Regions from separate parts of the Homo sapiens genome. Here region 2 is linked to region 1. Evidence: chromatin contacts called from ENCODE Hi-C or POLR2A ChIA-PET data. All regions are on one chromosome and are shown on one strand. Each heading gives the region's core, a stretch centred on a gene start or an enhancer-like site at or near the end of the contact. The rest is flanking DNA. Distances are from core to core; before and after follow the strand shown.

What was found. Hi-C counts contacts between places; a loop is a spot of excess contacts on that map. ChIA-PET counts read pairs that join two places held with the same protein, here RNA polymerase II (POLR2A). Pooled maps may share reads with other maps.
Region 2: POLR2A ChIA-PET joins it to region 1 with 10 read pairs in activated CD4-positive, alpha-beta T cell. The contact joins the enhancer-like site here to the promoter of SHCBP1L in region 1. A Hi-C loop is called at or near these places in 8 of 168 maps with a recorded cell type or tissue (A673, B cell, GM12878 and 5 more), 27 of 37 single-sample maps with no recorded cell type and 10 of 50 pooled maps. POLR2A ChIA-PET finds 5 or more read pairs at or near these places in 4 of 52 experiments (BJ, GM12878, MCF 10A and 1 more).

Annotation. Positions count from the first base shown.
Region 1 is chr1:182,948,794-182,955,939 of GRCh38, reverse strand. SHCBP1L (SHC binding and spindle associated 1 like) reads left to right here and starts at 2,774. Exons shown (of 10, transcript NM_030933.4): 1 at 2,774-3,211; 2 at 4,473-4,622. The coding sequence starts at 2,807. It also overlaps the pseudogene LOC100271717.
Region 2 is chr1:183,066,397-183,073,542 of GRCh38, reverse strand. All of the region lies in intron 1 of LAMC1 (laminin subunit gamma 1), which reads right to left. Among named protein-coding and RNA genes, the nearest start is that of LAMC1, 47 kb to the right of the region's middle. RefSeq lists enhancers at 2,614-2,663, 2,674-2,743. Within about 2 kb of position 3,527, at least 7 of the 41 ENCODE cell types and tissues checked have a DNase peak (open chromatin) inside an H3K27ac peak, as active enhancers do; they include A673, GM12878, OCI-LY7 and 2 more, where a contact is called at or near this core.

The DNA.
Region 1 (7,146 bases), core at 1,525-4,024:
AGACCAAAACCCCCTGAATGGATTAACAAAGTTGAATTCCACATCCTACTCATGACCTTCCGCACAGCAGGGCTATACAGCTGCTTCTATCTGGCTGGGGAGCTCTGGTCGGAGCCCAGTGACTCTGGATCTGGTGGTAACAGGAGGGAAGATCCAGCCGCACACAGTGCAGATATGGGAATGTCCAGGCGGAGTTCCCCATTGGTCCTGTGACCACAACCCACAGAGGGACATACCGATGTTTTGGCTCCTATAACAACCATGTGTGGTCTTTCCCCAGTGAACTGGCAAAGCTCCTGATCATAGGTGACATTGAGAACACCAGCAGACCCCACCTCTTCTGGCTCTTGGGACACCTACCTTTTAACCAGAGACGGGACTCCAGAAAGACTGTGCCCTCTGAGACCACACTGCCCAGAATCTCCTTCAGATGGGCCTAGCTTTCCTTGTCCTGGTGACTCTGGTGTGATTCCTAGTTGAAGACTGGCTCAGCAGGAAGAGGACTAGAGGGCGAGCCAACAGAGCTTCCACTTGGGATTGCGGCAGAAGGTTGAGAACACAAAGACCCCTTGAAGAATGACCAAGAAACGCAGTGGCCATGGGTGGAACTGAAAGCCGATCTTGAGCCTGGGCATTGGGAGCTCTGTGTTGGGAGAAGGGAGTCATTGTAGGAAAAAGGGACAGTGGTATTCCATTTGTCAAAGCATCCTGGAGGAGACAGGAGGTGGGAGAAACAAGCTAAATTTCTTTGGGAGGCAAAAAAAAAGAAAAAAGTTGTTTTAAAAACTCAGCTTAAGTATCCCTTCTTTGGAGAAGAAAGGTCCTTTTCTCCTACAATGTGGAATATATGTGTATATATATACACACACACACACACACACACACGCATATATATACACACATAAATAAATACAAATTATTTGTGTGTATATAAATATATATATGTATGTATTTATGTGTATTTACATAAATAAAAGCATGGTCCTTACCAAACACAATCATCTACTGACCCATCTGTATCTTTCACTAGGATTACGAGGGCAGGGATTTGGTCTTTTACCTCTATAACTGTGGCATCTACGCATTGTGTGGCATGTAACAGATTTCTAACAAGTATTTGCCTTTTGGAGGAAAAGGGAGCTGTTGCTGTTTTTAAACTTTGGCCCAGGACAGGTGGTCTTTATTATTCAGAACCTAAGAATTAAAAAACCCATAATTTATCAAAAACAAACTTTTGAAGAAACACTAGAGTAAAACATTTGTGTGTGTGTGTGTGAGTGAAATATGCAGTTAGTATTGTTATAAACAAAGTCCAGGACTCAACGAAAGGAATAAAGTAAGAATAGAATTGAAACATGATGCATGTTGTAATTATTCCCTAAACTACAGTAACATGATGTTAATTTTTTTTTTTTTTTTTTTTTTGAGACGGAGTCCCGCTCTTTAGCCTAGGCCGGATTGCAGTGGCGCAATCTCGGCTCACTGCAAGCTCCGCCTCCCAGGTTCACGCCATTCTCCTGCCTCAGCCTCCCGAGTAGCTGGGACTACAGGCGCCCGCCACTGCGCCCGGCTAATTTTTTGTATTTTTAGTAGAGACGGGGTTTCACCGTGTTAGCCAAGATGGTCTCGATCTCCTGACCTTGTGATCCGCCCGCCTCGGCCTCCCAAAGCGCTGGGATTACAGGCGTGAGCCACCGCGCCCAGCCACATGATGTTAATATTTTCCTCAAAATAAACTCAGAATTTAACATAGTGTTCTTCCAGACGAGTGTGAAGGAAGGCAGGTGTTTTCCCAATGCTGTTCTCCTTGGGAGCTGTCAGCTTCAGTGCAGTATTTCACAGCTAGACTGTGAACAAACGTTAATTCCAATTGGCTCAATATACATTCAACAGTAAAATACCAGAAGTGAGTGGTCTCTGTTGTTCTCCAAAATGTATGATCTGGAACAGACTTTTATCGTGAAAGTGTTCATAGTTTGCACACATCACTCCCAGCTGGAAGTTGTTGTCCAGTTTAACAGTTATATAATATAATCTTTTATGTGAGAATTTTGAATAGCACAACAGAGACAAGAAAACAGACTAACTTCTCCTTGGTATGACCACATCTTGGCAAAAAGTGAAAGTCCTATTTAAAATGTAAAGGAAATCCTATTTGGTGAACCCTGTAATAGGTGGGGGCTAAAAGGGAAATCTAGGTTGCTGGATTTGTCACTAGGGTTTCCTCTAGTAATAGCCAGAGGGTTCCAGTTAGTGTCACCTCCCAGTATGAAAATAAATTTTCTTTCAGGCTTTGTTTGTGGAGTGGTAGGTGGAGCATTTTTTTAGGTCCTGATGACCTGGAAGGTGACTCATAATCACCCTGAAACGTATGAGGACCCTAAGGAAACCTCCCCTGGGGGAGACAGAGGGCTGGGGTTAGAGCCATTGCGTTGGGCTCGTCTGGCACCTTCTGGTGTGTGCGGCACCTGGTGGGGGTTCGGCACGGAGCCGCACCCAACACTGACCCGGGCCCCCCCACCCCTGTCCTGAGCCCAGGCGCTTCGCCCTGTCCCACCTAGCTCTGAGCAGCGCCCCCCAGCACCCTGAATGCGTCCGCAGGACCCCGCGCTCTACCCGCAGGCCCCGCACCCCCTAGCTCTGGGCCGCGCCTCACATCCCTCCCAGAGCCGCAACACCCCACCCGGCGGGACGCCCTCGAGCAGCCGCTCGTTGCGGGCCTGAAGCGCAGAGCGCCTATTGGCCAGAGCGGCCGAGGGCGGGAAAAGTGGCCAACGGCTGCCTCGGCCCTCGGGCTGCTGAGGAGATGGCGTCGGGCTCCAAGGCCTCGGTGCCCGCGGACTCATTCCGCACCATCAGCCCGGACAGGCGAGGCGAGAAGTCCGCCTCCGCTGTCTCCGGGGACACGGCGGCCGCGACCACCCTGAAGGGCACCGCGATCCCAGTGCGGTCGGTGGTGGCCTCCCCTCGCCCGGTGAAGGGGAAAGCGGGCCGGGAGACGGCCAGGCTGCGGCTCCAGCGCCTGCCCGCGGCTCAGGCCGAGGACACGGGAGAGGCGGCGGCGGCGGCGGCGGAGGAGCCCCTGCTGCCAGTGCCTGAGGATGAAGAGGAGGCGCAGCCCCTGCCCCCAGTCTGCGTGTCCCGTATGAGGGGGATGTGGCGGGACGAGAAGGTGTCGCTGTATTGCGACGAAGTGCTGCAGGACTGTAAGGTGAGCGGATCCGGGACAGGAAGACTACGGTCGGAAGCTCGTCGGAACCTGGGGACAGGCATCTGGGGCTTCCCTCTTAGGCGGATGGGGATCCACAGGGCACAACGAAAACTTGCGTTTCAAAAAAGTAAATGGAGTCAACATGTATAGAGCGTTCACCTTGTTAGAGGTGCCCGCGTCCTGCCCTAGAGGAGTTAAGGTTCGAGTTTCCGACAAAATTCGTCAGGTAACGGGACAGCCCTGAGAGAGAATTTTCTGAGAGCTCCTAAAAAATGAAGATATATTGGCCTTATCATTGCACAGGCATGAATCTTGGTACCTTTATTTAACAGTTTATGTCCAAACATGAGTAAGATCACTTAGCCTTGACTTTTACACTAGAATGCTAGAAATTACTTTAAGGGTACTTCCCACTCAGCAGTCCACAATGCGGCATGATATATATGTGTGTGTATATATATATATAAATGTGTGTGTGTGTGTGTGTGTGTGTATATATATATATATATATATATATATATATATATATATATATATTTTTTTTTTTTTTTTTTTTTTTTTTTTTTTTTTTTGGAGACGGAGTTTCATTCTTGTTGCCCATGCCGGAATGCAGTGGGGCAATCTCGGCTCACACAACCTCCGCCTCCCGGTGCAAGCAATTCTCCTGCCTCAGCCTCCCGAGTAGCTGGGATTACAGGCATGAGCCACCACGCCTGGCTAATTTTGTATTTTTTTTTAGTACAGATGGGGTTTCTCCAGTTGGTCAGGCTGGACTCGAACTCCCGACCTCAGGTAATCTGCCCGCTTCGGCCTCCCAAAGTGTTGGGATTACAGGCATGAGCCACCGTGCCTGGTGGCATGACTTTCTTTTATAGAAAATACATATCTGATAAAACGGAATAGAGCAAATATTTCATGTTTCTAACCTATTTTTTTAAGTTGTAGCAGAAGAATTTGTGTACCTGCATATTCACTGCAGTGATATTTATAAAAAGTTGAAAATTAAGACATAAACAATAACTAGCTGTCTTATCTATGAATTATTCGAGTGAATAGATCTCTTTTAAGTTTAATTTTTTGTTGGTGATGTTTTCCACTAGATGCGGTTTCAGTTAAAATCTGTAATTTTCCAGGTCATTCATTATTTAAGGCTATATTGGTTCCATTTTAAAATAGAAATCAGTAAAAAAAAAAAAAACCACTTAGTTTAAAATCTATAATTTCATATATTTATATGTAGATCCATTTTTTCTCTTGTTAGGCAGAAGATGCTGATGAAGTTATGGGTAAATACCTATCAGAAAAATTAAAGTTGAAAGACAAATGGCTTGGAGTCTGGAAGACTAATCCCAGTGTATTCTTTGTGAAATATGAAGAAGCTTCTATCCCTTTTGTTGGTATATTGGTTGAGGTAAATAAATTTTATTTGATCTTTGTTCTTTTTGAATCAGTTCTTTTAAAGACTAAAATATGACTTTATTATTTGGAGATTGATACACAAGAGTTGACACATTTTTACTTCTGTTTTAAGTTTCCGAGAAAATTAATAGTGTAAAAAGAAGGTTAGGGGAATATTAGTGCCTGTAAACCATTATCATTAAATGGAATCTAGTAGTATCAGACAATATTTATTAGCCTAGTTTTTGCTCAACTAATGTAAAAATAACAAAAATGCATTTCTTATAAAATTAGTGATTCAGTCTTTAACAAACTTGGGCCTTCTTTTTCTGTCTTTTCCCTTTAATCTTCATTTATCTGAATTAAGAAGTTTAGTTCAGATGAGGAAAAAAAAAGAAATGGATCAGAAAACTACTGGGAAAATTTGAAATTTTTTTCCTTTGAAAAGTACCCTTTTTAGGGAGGCTGAGGCAGGAGAATGGTGTGAACCCAGGAGGCGGAGCTTGCAGTGAGCTGAGATCATGCCACTGCACTCCAGCCTGGGCAACAGAGTGAGACTCCGTCTCAAAAAAAAAAAGTACCCTTCTAGTATAATATCTTCCAAGCCTTTATCTGATAAGATTTTTCTTTTTTTTTTCTTTTGAAACAGAGTTTCGTCCTGTCGCCCAGGCTGGAGTGCAGTGGTGTGATCTCGGCTACTGCAACCTCTGCCTCCCCGGTTCAAGCGATTCTCCTGCCCCAGCCTCCCGAGTAGCTGGGATTACAGGCGCATGCCACCATGCCCAGCTAATTTTTTGTATCTTTGGTAGAGACGGGGTTTAACCCTGTTGGCCAGGCTGGTCTTGAACTCCTAACCTTGTGATCTTTAGCAGAGAAGGGGTTTCACCATGTTGGCCAGACTGGTCTCGAACTCCTGGCCTCGTGATCTGCCTGACTCAGCCTCCCAAAGTGCTGGGATTACAGGCATGAGTCACTGCACCCGGCCCTAATAAGATTTTTCTTTGTTAGGCCTGTAGGCTAAACATTGTGGCATGTTTGATTCTGTTAAAGGTCAATTATCCTTATATAGAAATTAATATTTATAACCACAAATGATACCCTTACCCCAGATAGTTAGTTTAAATCTGTATTTTTGGATACAAGAAAAACTTATGTATGTAACTTGTTGTATTATATACTACTTGAAAACAATTTAAAAATATGTGTTCTGTGGAAAAGTCAGTGTCAGTTTTACAGATAAAGAATGGCGGCTGGGCGTGGTGGCTCACGCCTGTAGTCCCAACACTTTGGGAGGCCAAGGTAGGTGAATCACTTGAGCTCAGGAGTTAGAGACCAGCCTGAGCACCATGGTGAAACCCCATCTCTACCAGAAAAACAGGCACACACCTGTGGTCCCAGCTACTCAGGAGGCTGAGGTGGGAGGATCGCTTGAGCCTGGGAGGCAGAGGTTGCAGTGAGCCTGGGTGACATAGTGAGGCCCCATCTCAAAAAAAAAAAAAAAAAGAATACCATATTTTCAGTCACAGAGATTACAAAGGAATGTAAAAGATTATTGGGATTAGTTAATTTTTCAATAAGACTCTATTAGTTAATATTTCAGTAATACTGTTTCTTTTCCTTTTTCTTTTTTTTTCAAGATAAGGTCTAACTCTGTTGCCCAGGCTGGAGTGCAGTGGTGCAATCTCAGCTCACTGCAACCTCTTCCTCTAGGTTTCAAGCAGTCCTCCCACCTCAGCCTCCTGAGTAGCTGTGACTGCAGGCGTGTACCACCACACCCGGCTAATTTTTGTGTTTTTAGTAAAAACGGGATTTCACTATGTTGGCCAGGCTGGTCTCGAACCCCCGACCTCAAGTGATCCACCCACCTCAGTCTCCCAAAGTGCTGGGATTACAGGCAGAGCCACCATGCCCAGCCAGTAGTACTCTGTTTTGTAGAGGTTTGCTCATCTTCAGACTTTGAGTAGCTTTGCCGAGATCTTTCACAACTTCTCTGGATTTTTTTCATCTGGATAAAAATGGTTTTCATCTGGCTTTATGACTTTTTTTTTTTTAGTATAAGTTTGTGGGTTTTTTTTCAATCAGGTTTTATGTGGAAGCTTAACATTAAAGCAGAACATTTCTGATTGAAATGGATGATGGTGTCTTAGCAGCTCTCTCCATACCTCATGATAGCCCCTATACTCCATAAAACTTTTCAAGATCTCTAAAGTTCCATGGAAACTCAGTGGATTAGGTAACCTTAAAGTTCTATCAATTTCTAAGGTTTTACCTGCAATACATTGATTATTTAATCTGTCCCTGCCTTGCTTTAGAATTTGTGAGGGTCTAGTAATGTCCTCTAAATGTTAGAAAGACAGGATGAAGCATAAGAACAGAGGAAAAAGCAAAACAGTATATTGGCAGATTCTAATTCTTTTGTGGCAGAAAAACAAGTGAGAATGGCTCTTGGGACCTCTTAAGATAGTGCTGCACAATTCATATTGTTGTTTTATCTGACTCTGCTTCTTTAGTCTTACTTCAGTTGAAGTATTAATAAT
Region 2 (7,146 bases), core at 2,278-4,777, 120 kb before region 1:
CTCTACTCACAGAATGGTGTATTTCTGTTTTCCCTTTACACAGATGATAAAAGCTTTTTAGAGAACAAGCTCAAAGGTTTGGGAGGTTATCAGACCACATATCTTTGAAAGGCCCTGAACTCTGACTCTGTCTCCCCATAAGCCTGCCAAAACCTTTGTTTTTATAGCTATTTCTTTCAGATTGGAAAAGGCATTTAAGGCTTACTTCTGTGGTTCCTAACTTCTCCTAGGTTTACATCCAGAAATCCCTACCTATTTTGTTAGCTGAGATTTTTTTCTTGTCCCACAGACAGACCATTCTAAAAAACCTAGCTGAATATCACCAGAGACAGAAGTAAATCCTCTCCAGCAACATATAGAAGTAAATTTAAAAAGCAAAACTTAAGTCTTAATGCTACTAAAACACCAAGCAATGATGTTACAATGATGTCCAGCTGACTCTGTCCTTTAATCCAGCAGTCCCCAACCTTTTTGGCACCAGGAACCGGTTTCAGGATGATTCAAGCACATTACATTTATTGTGCACTTTATTTCTATTATTATTACATTTGTAATATATAATGAAATAATTATGCAACTAACCATAAAGTAGAATCAGTGGGAGCCCTGAGCTTGTTTTCCTGCAACTAGACGGCCCCATCTGGGGGCAATGGGAGACAGTGACAGATCATCAGGCATTAGATTCTCATAAAGAGCACGCAACCTAGATCCCTCACATGCACATTTCACAACAGGGTTCATGCTCCTATGAGAATCTAATGCTGCAGCTGACCTGACAGAAGGCAGAGCTCAGGCCATAAGGCAAGCAACGGGGAGTGGCTATAAATACAAATAAAGCTTCGCTCGCTTGCCTGCTGCTCCCCTCCTGCTGTGCAGCCCAGTTCCTAACAGGCCACAGACTGGTACCGGTTCGTGGCCCAGGGGTTGGGGACCCCTGTTTTAACCTGCAATACCCAAAAGACATTCATTAATCACACCTCAATAGTCTCTCACAGCTCCCAGTAACAGCAACTTGGAAAAAGTCTCTTCCACCATTTCCCAGCTTCAATTGAGGCATTCGTTCTAGAAGTGACCACACCCATAAAGAAGGGTCTTTGCAAACGGAATACAATGTTGAAAATCTGAGGAAAGAGGGCTCTCTATGAAGCTGGCCTCTAAGGAAGCAGACAGATACATAAGTCAGACAGGACCCTTGGAGTTTAAGATATTCAAAGAGCTGTCTGCAGACCCTGCAACGAACACTTGAATTAAATGTCCCCATGCCTCATCGTCTTTGGAATGTGTTGTAACAAGATTTCATCCATACTCAGAAGCTCACTATGGTCACATTATGACAAACAGTGCCTCCAAATAGCAGACTTAAAAGAATTCAGAAAGTCAAACTACCTATGTGCTATTATTTGTTCTTAGCTCCAAATCAAACAGTTCCTTTAATTTTCAAAAGGTAACTTTTAAAATATGTTTCACAAGGCATAAAAATTCCCCATGTTCACCCAGATATGTGAACCATGACTAGGACCAATTAGCTTCTACTCTAAATACAATTTTTACTGCTCATGGTACTTGTATTTCTATAACATAACACTGCATTAGAGAATACAGAATCATTGTTTCAGAAGTTGACATCTGCAAACCTCTGGTCTCAACATTTTCGTCAACTGGACAGAATATAACCTTGTTTTCCATGTGTTTTGCCTGAACAAAGCTTACCCATCACATGCACCTTCTCCCTAAGGCACACACCTTCTTGTGTTTGGGAACTTAAGACGGCACTTCAGCACTATGCTTGAGGGTCATGTTAGGCAGTGAAATCACCAATAAAAAGGACAGAAATGGGGAAAATACGGCATTAAATAGGCTAAGAAAGTGATATTTATTTACAGCAGTGCAGCTGAAACAAGAAGGCAGAACATCACCTCCTTTTACTTCAGCTGAGCTGTGTGTGTTTCAGGGACTCAAATTTTTCACTGCTCTGCAGATGTCCCAAATGACCACAAACTACCATAAAGATTGATTTCTGTGGTTTCAAAGCTTAGCAAGCAGGCAAACATGCAAATATCAAACCTCCAAATAATGAGGCCGGAATGTAGAGTCACACATGAACCTCAAAGAGCTGTAGACTTGTCTTCCCAGGGCCCAGAAAAACAAAGACAGTACTATGCTTGCTATTATTCTGAATTACAGCTGTATCTGGACACAGCTTCAATTTTCAAGTGAGAAACTCCACAGGGTAATAGCTACAGAACACAGCATCAAGTATTTTCCTCCACCCACGTGTAGACAAAACATCCATACAGGCACAATCCCAAGTTACTCATTGTCTTCCTTTCTGCATCAATCACCAATTTCCTAAGTTGTCAACACACACACAAACACACACATACACACCAAGTTTCATATAGAGAGATGCTTCCTGGATCAGTCTTTAATGGGACTCAAAAAAAAAAAAACAAAAACAAAAAAAACCCAGCTTCCTGACATATAAAACATGATTTCCTAAACAGCAATCTTTAAAAGTGATGTTACTTTGTATAGCGACACAGCAGGTGGCAGGCTGTGATGAAACAGGAAATGAGAACAAATGTCTCCCACACACTCTTGCAGACCACCACAGGGAATACATCAGCACACAATCCTTCATATTTATCATCCAACCAACCATCGTCTGTAGGATTTCTCTTCTTTGAACTCATCCCTACCCACTGCTCAGTTACCCTTACCACCTGTCCAACAATTCTTTCCATATCAACAGAAGAAATTTGCCGAGGTTGACATTACAAGGGGAACTGAGAACTCCCATTTAAGATTTTGAGGAAGACCCTACTGAATTCAAGCAGGAAAAAAAAAATCCCTAAATTAAAGTTTATTTTCTCCTTAAGCCCCAAATAAAAAATATGAGTAAAGTTTTCCTAATTATTAACTAGATACAGCATTTATTCCATTTCTAGTTAAAAAATCTAATAGGAGCTCTTATCTCACCACCCTAGACATTAAATACAAATGGTAGTATATCCTTCAAATCACGGCCCAGATGACAAAGGAAGAACACACAGACATTACCATCACCCACAAAACTGGAAGTATCCCAGGAACATCTGGGCATCCACAAGGCATCCCAGTCATCCAACCTCTGTGACAGGCCAGAGAGATGCCTAAAGAGCCAGGACAGCAGAAGAGGTTCAGCTCTGAACCCCCAACAGAAGCACTAGTTGGTCCCTGTCCCTTTACTTAAAATCATAGCTATTCTAAAGATGGAAGGAATAGAGGAGTTCTCAAGCCTAACTACCTTGTTTATAGGTGAGGAAACAGGCCCAGAGACTAAATAATTTGCAAATATAACTAGTGAATCACAGATTGAACTTTATGACTAGGTATTTACCTTATAAAAGGGCTATGGAAGAATGATTTACTAGGCAATTATGATCAAGTCTAAGAATCTCTTACCTAATTCCACGCACATGCCACAATCTAGCCCATTCATTCATCTGTCCACTCACTCAATCTTTGAGTAATCATTTATGAAGAGACTGTGTGCCGGGCACTGTGCCATCTCAAACTACTTAAAATTATTCAACCGGGCCATTCTTTTTTCAGGCTTGGTGCCTTTGTCCACACTATCTACCTGGAATGCCCTCCCTATCTCTTTCAACACCCACTCCTACTTCAATGATGGTCCACTGGTGCTGGCTACCTGGAGAAGCATTCTAAAAACAGGCTCCTCAGAAAGCAGCACAAGATCAGCAAAGAGACCTGCCAGGGCCAGGGAGGTGCAAGGAGCACCCAGCTCTCCCCTCAGACTCAGCCGATGCTCCTTACTGCTGTTACCACACAACTGTGACATACCAGATGGTCTGGGCTGTATTTCTTTAAGTTGGGGGACTGACTGCATTACATTTCTAACTCCCAAAACAATCTGGTTGGATGCTACAAGAAGGAGGCATTCCCTGACACACTGGACACCCAGACCTCTCTTCAGGCTTTCTGTTTAACTTACCTTTCTCTCCCACAACAAATCCCACTGAAACAACAGAATAAATAGTATAATATACACCTCCAACTAGACTGTAATCTCCTTGAGGATAATGACTTAACTTTTACCTTTCCTGGATCTCCCAGTGCACAGACATAGGACATTACATTTTTTTAATAATTAAGTTTTACATATATTGATGAATAGCTAATCATTTCTCTAGGTTTTACATATATTGATGAACAGCTACTCATCTGTCTAACTTTAAACATGCATTAGCACAACAGTGATAATGAAACTCCCTATTTATTGTTCCCAGACATACACAAGGCTGTTTTGAAAATATGGCAAGAAACAAGTTAAAATGCTTATATGCCATATAAATGGACCCAGAGTCCTGACAATGAACCTAAAACCATTCACTGAGTTCAGATGTTGTTGTAATACACAATATAGCAGGTACAGTAGAGAGTCTGTAATATGAAGTTACATATTGAATTTTAAAACATATACTCCAGGCAGAATTCAACAGTGGAAAACTGTCTCCCACAAAACAAGTCCCTGGTGCCAAAAAGGTTGGGGACCACTGATATAAAGTATATACCTGTGTCACTTTTCTTTCTTTTTTTTTTGAGATGGAGTCTCGCTCTGTTGCCAGGCTGGAGTGCAGTGGCGCGATCTCGGCTCACTGCAACCTTCGCCTCCTGGGTTCAAGCGATTCTCCTGCCTCAGCCTCCCAAGTAGCTGGGACTACAGGCGCCCGCCACCATGCCCGGCTAATTTTTTGTGTTTTTAGTAGCAATGGGGTTTCACCATGTTAGCCAGGATGGTCTCAATCTCCTGACCTCATGGATCCACCCACCTCAGCCTTCCAAAGTGCTGGGATTACAGGCATGAGCTACCGTGCCCAGCCCATGTGTCACTTTTCTAAAAACCTAAAAAAGTCATGAATTGTGAAACACCTCTTGCCTTGAGTGCTGGATATGCAATTAGAGACCTGCAATAATTTGATATCTACTTCATAGAGTTCTTGTGAGGAAAATGAGCATAAAATATGCTTACACATAGTAGGTCCTCATTCAGTGGCTGCTGCTAACTTTCTTAACTAATTTGAAGAACATTAATATCCCTAAACCTTTCTGGTTTGGTTTTCTTCTTCATGCTCACCTAAATAATTAGTAATTTGCTTAGCACAACAAATGAGTACTAGCTTACTGTTTCTTACCTTAGACTGTAATATCCTATGCACTTGAAAATAATTAGTTTACATTTCAAATTCATTTCAGCATTGAGATTGTGTGTATTCTTTACACACACACATACACACACAAAAAAAAACAATACAAAATGGATAACCCATTAACATGTTACATCATCTCAGGCAATAAGATTGTAACAAAGGCCTTTTTTAAAAAAAAGAAATCCATTTTCAATTTGGTACTAAGAAACTCAGTACTACCAGATCCTTTTGATCTAGCCCCTAAGCCTCAGTAGGTCACTCACTAGGAAACAGGCCCTAAGCTCAACTCCCATTATGCTTTGGGAAGCTTGGGTTAATGGACTCCAATCCACTTATTTTCTGGGAGATTTATCCGAAGCCAACAACTATAAATGGTTAAGTCTCTTTTCACCATTCATTTTATTACAGAAGCACCCATGTGAAGCCCTCTAATAATAGATTTTCCAAAGTCCTTTCTGCTATCATGATACTCCCAATACTACAAATATTAAGGTCAATACTGACAAGCCAAAAATAAAAAAATTTTTAAATATATTGACAAGTGGCCAGGCGTGGTGGCTCACATCTGTAATCCCAGTACTTTGGGAGGCCAAGGCAGGTGGATAACGAGGTCAGGAGTTTGACACCAGCCTGGCCAATACAGTAAAACCCTATCTCTACTAAAACTACAAAAAAAAATAGCTGGATGTGGTGGCGTGCGCTTGTAGTCCCAGCTACTCAGGAGGCTGAGGCAGGAGAATTACTTGAACCTGGGAGGCAGAGGTTGCAGTGAGCCAAGATCCTGCCACTGCACTCCAGCCTGGGTGACAGAGCGAGACTCCGTCTCTCAAAAACAACAACAACAACAACAACAACAAAAATATATATGTATATCTATATATATAAGTACAGAACAGCCAATAGGAAACTACTACTGCCAACAAAGAAATGCAAAAAATACAATTTGCAGTTGTGTGGTCAACTTTAGGAGACACACTCATCGTTTTATTAAATTAAAATGAGTGCTTTAAAAATGCAATGACAAAAAAAGAATTCTAAACAAAACTGAAAAATTGTACAGATGAAAGATTTTTTTTAATTTCTGAAAAAAATCCCAGAGCTACTCAATAAATCATCAATAGTTAGACAAAGTCCTAGATTTAAAATCTGTAAGAATATGACTACTTTAAAGCTTTTCTAGAAAATATTGTTCCTTTTTAACAAACCCTGGTATCAAAACAAGAAATTAACCTTATAATGCACTCTTAGAATGTAATTAACTGTAATGCATAACTTCAGAAAAGCTATATACCAATGACTAAAACACAATAAACCAAACTTATTGGCCCAAGCTCTGTGGCAGATGCTTTTCTTTACATTTTTTTTTAAATTATACTTTAAGTTCTCAGATACATGTGCAGAATGTGCAGGTTTGTTACATAGGTACACAACATGTGCATGGTGGTTTGCTGCACCCATTAACCCATCAACCTGTCATCTACATTAGGTATTTCTCCTAATGCTATCCCTTCCCTAGCCCCCAACCCCCTGAAAGGCCCCAGTATGTGATGTTCCCCTCCCTGTGTCCATGTGTTCTCATTGTTCAACTCCCACTTATGAGTGAGAACATGCAGTGTTTGGTTTTCTGTTCCTGTGTTAGTTTGCTGAGAATGATGCTTTCCAGCTTCATCCATGTCCCTGCAAATGACATGAACTCATCCTTTTTTATGGCTGCATAGTATTCCATGGTGTTTATGTGCCACATTTCCTTTATCCAGTCTATCACTGACGGACATTTGGGTTGGTTCCAAGTCCTTGCTATTGTGAACAGTGCTGCAATAAACGTATGTGTGCATGTGTCTTTATAGTAGAATGATTTATAATCCTTTGGGTATATACCCAGTAATGGGATTGCTGAGTCAAATGGTATTTCTGGTTCTAGATCCTTGAGGAATCA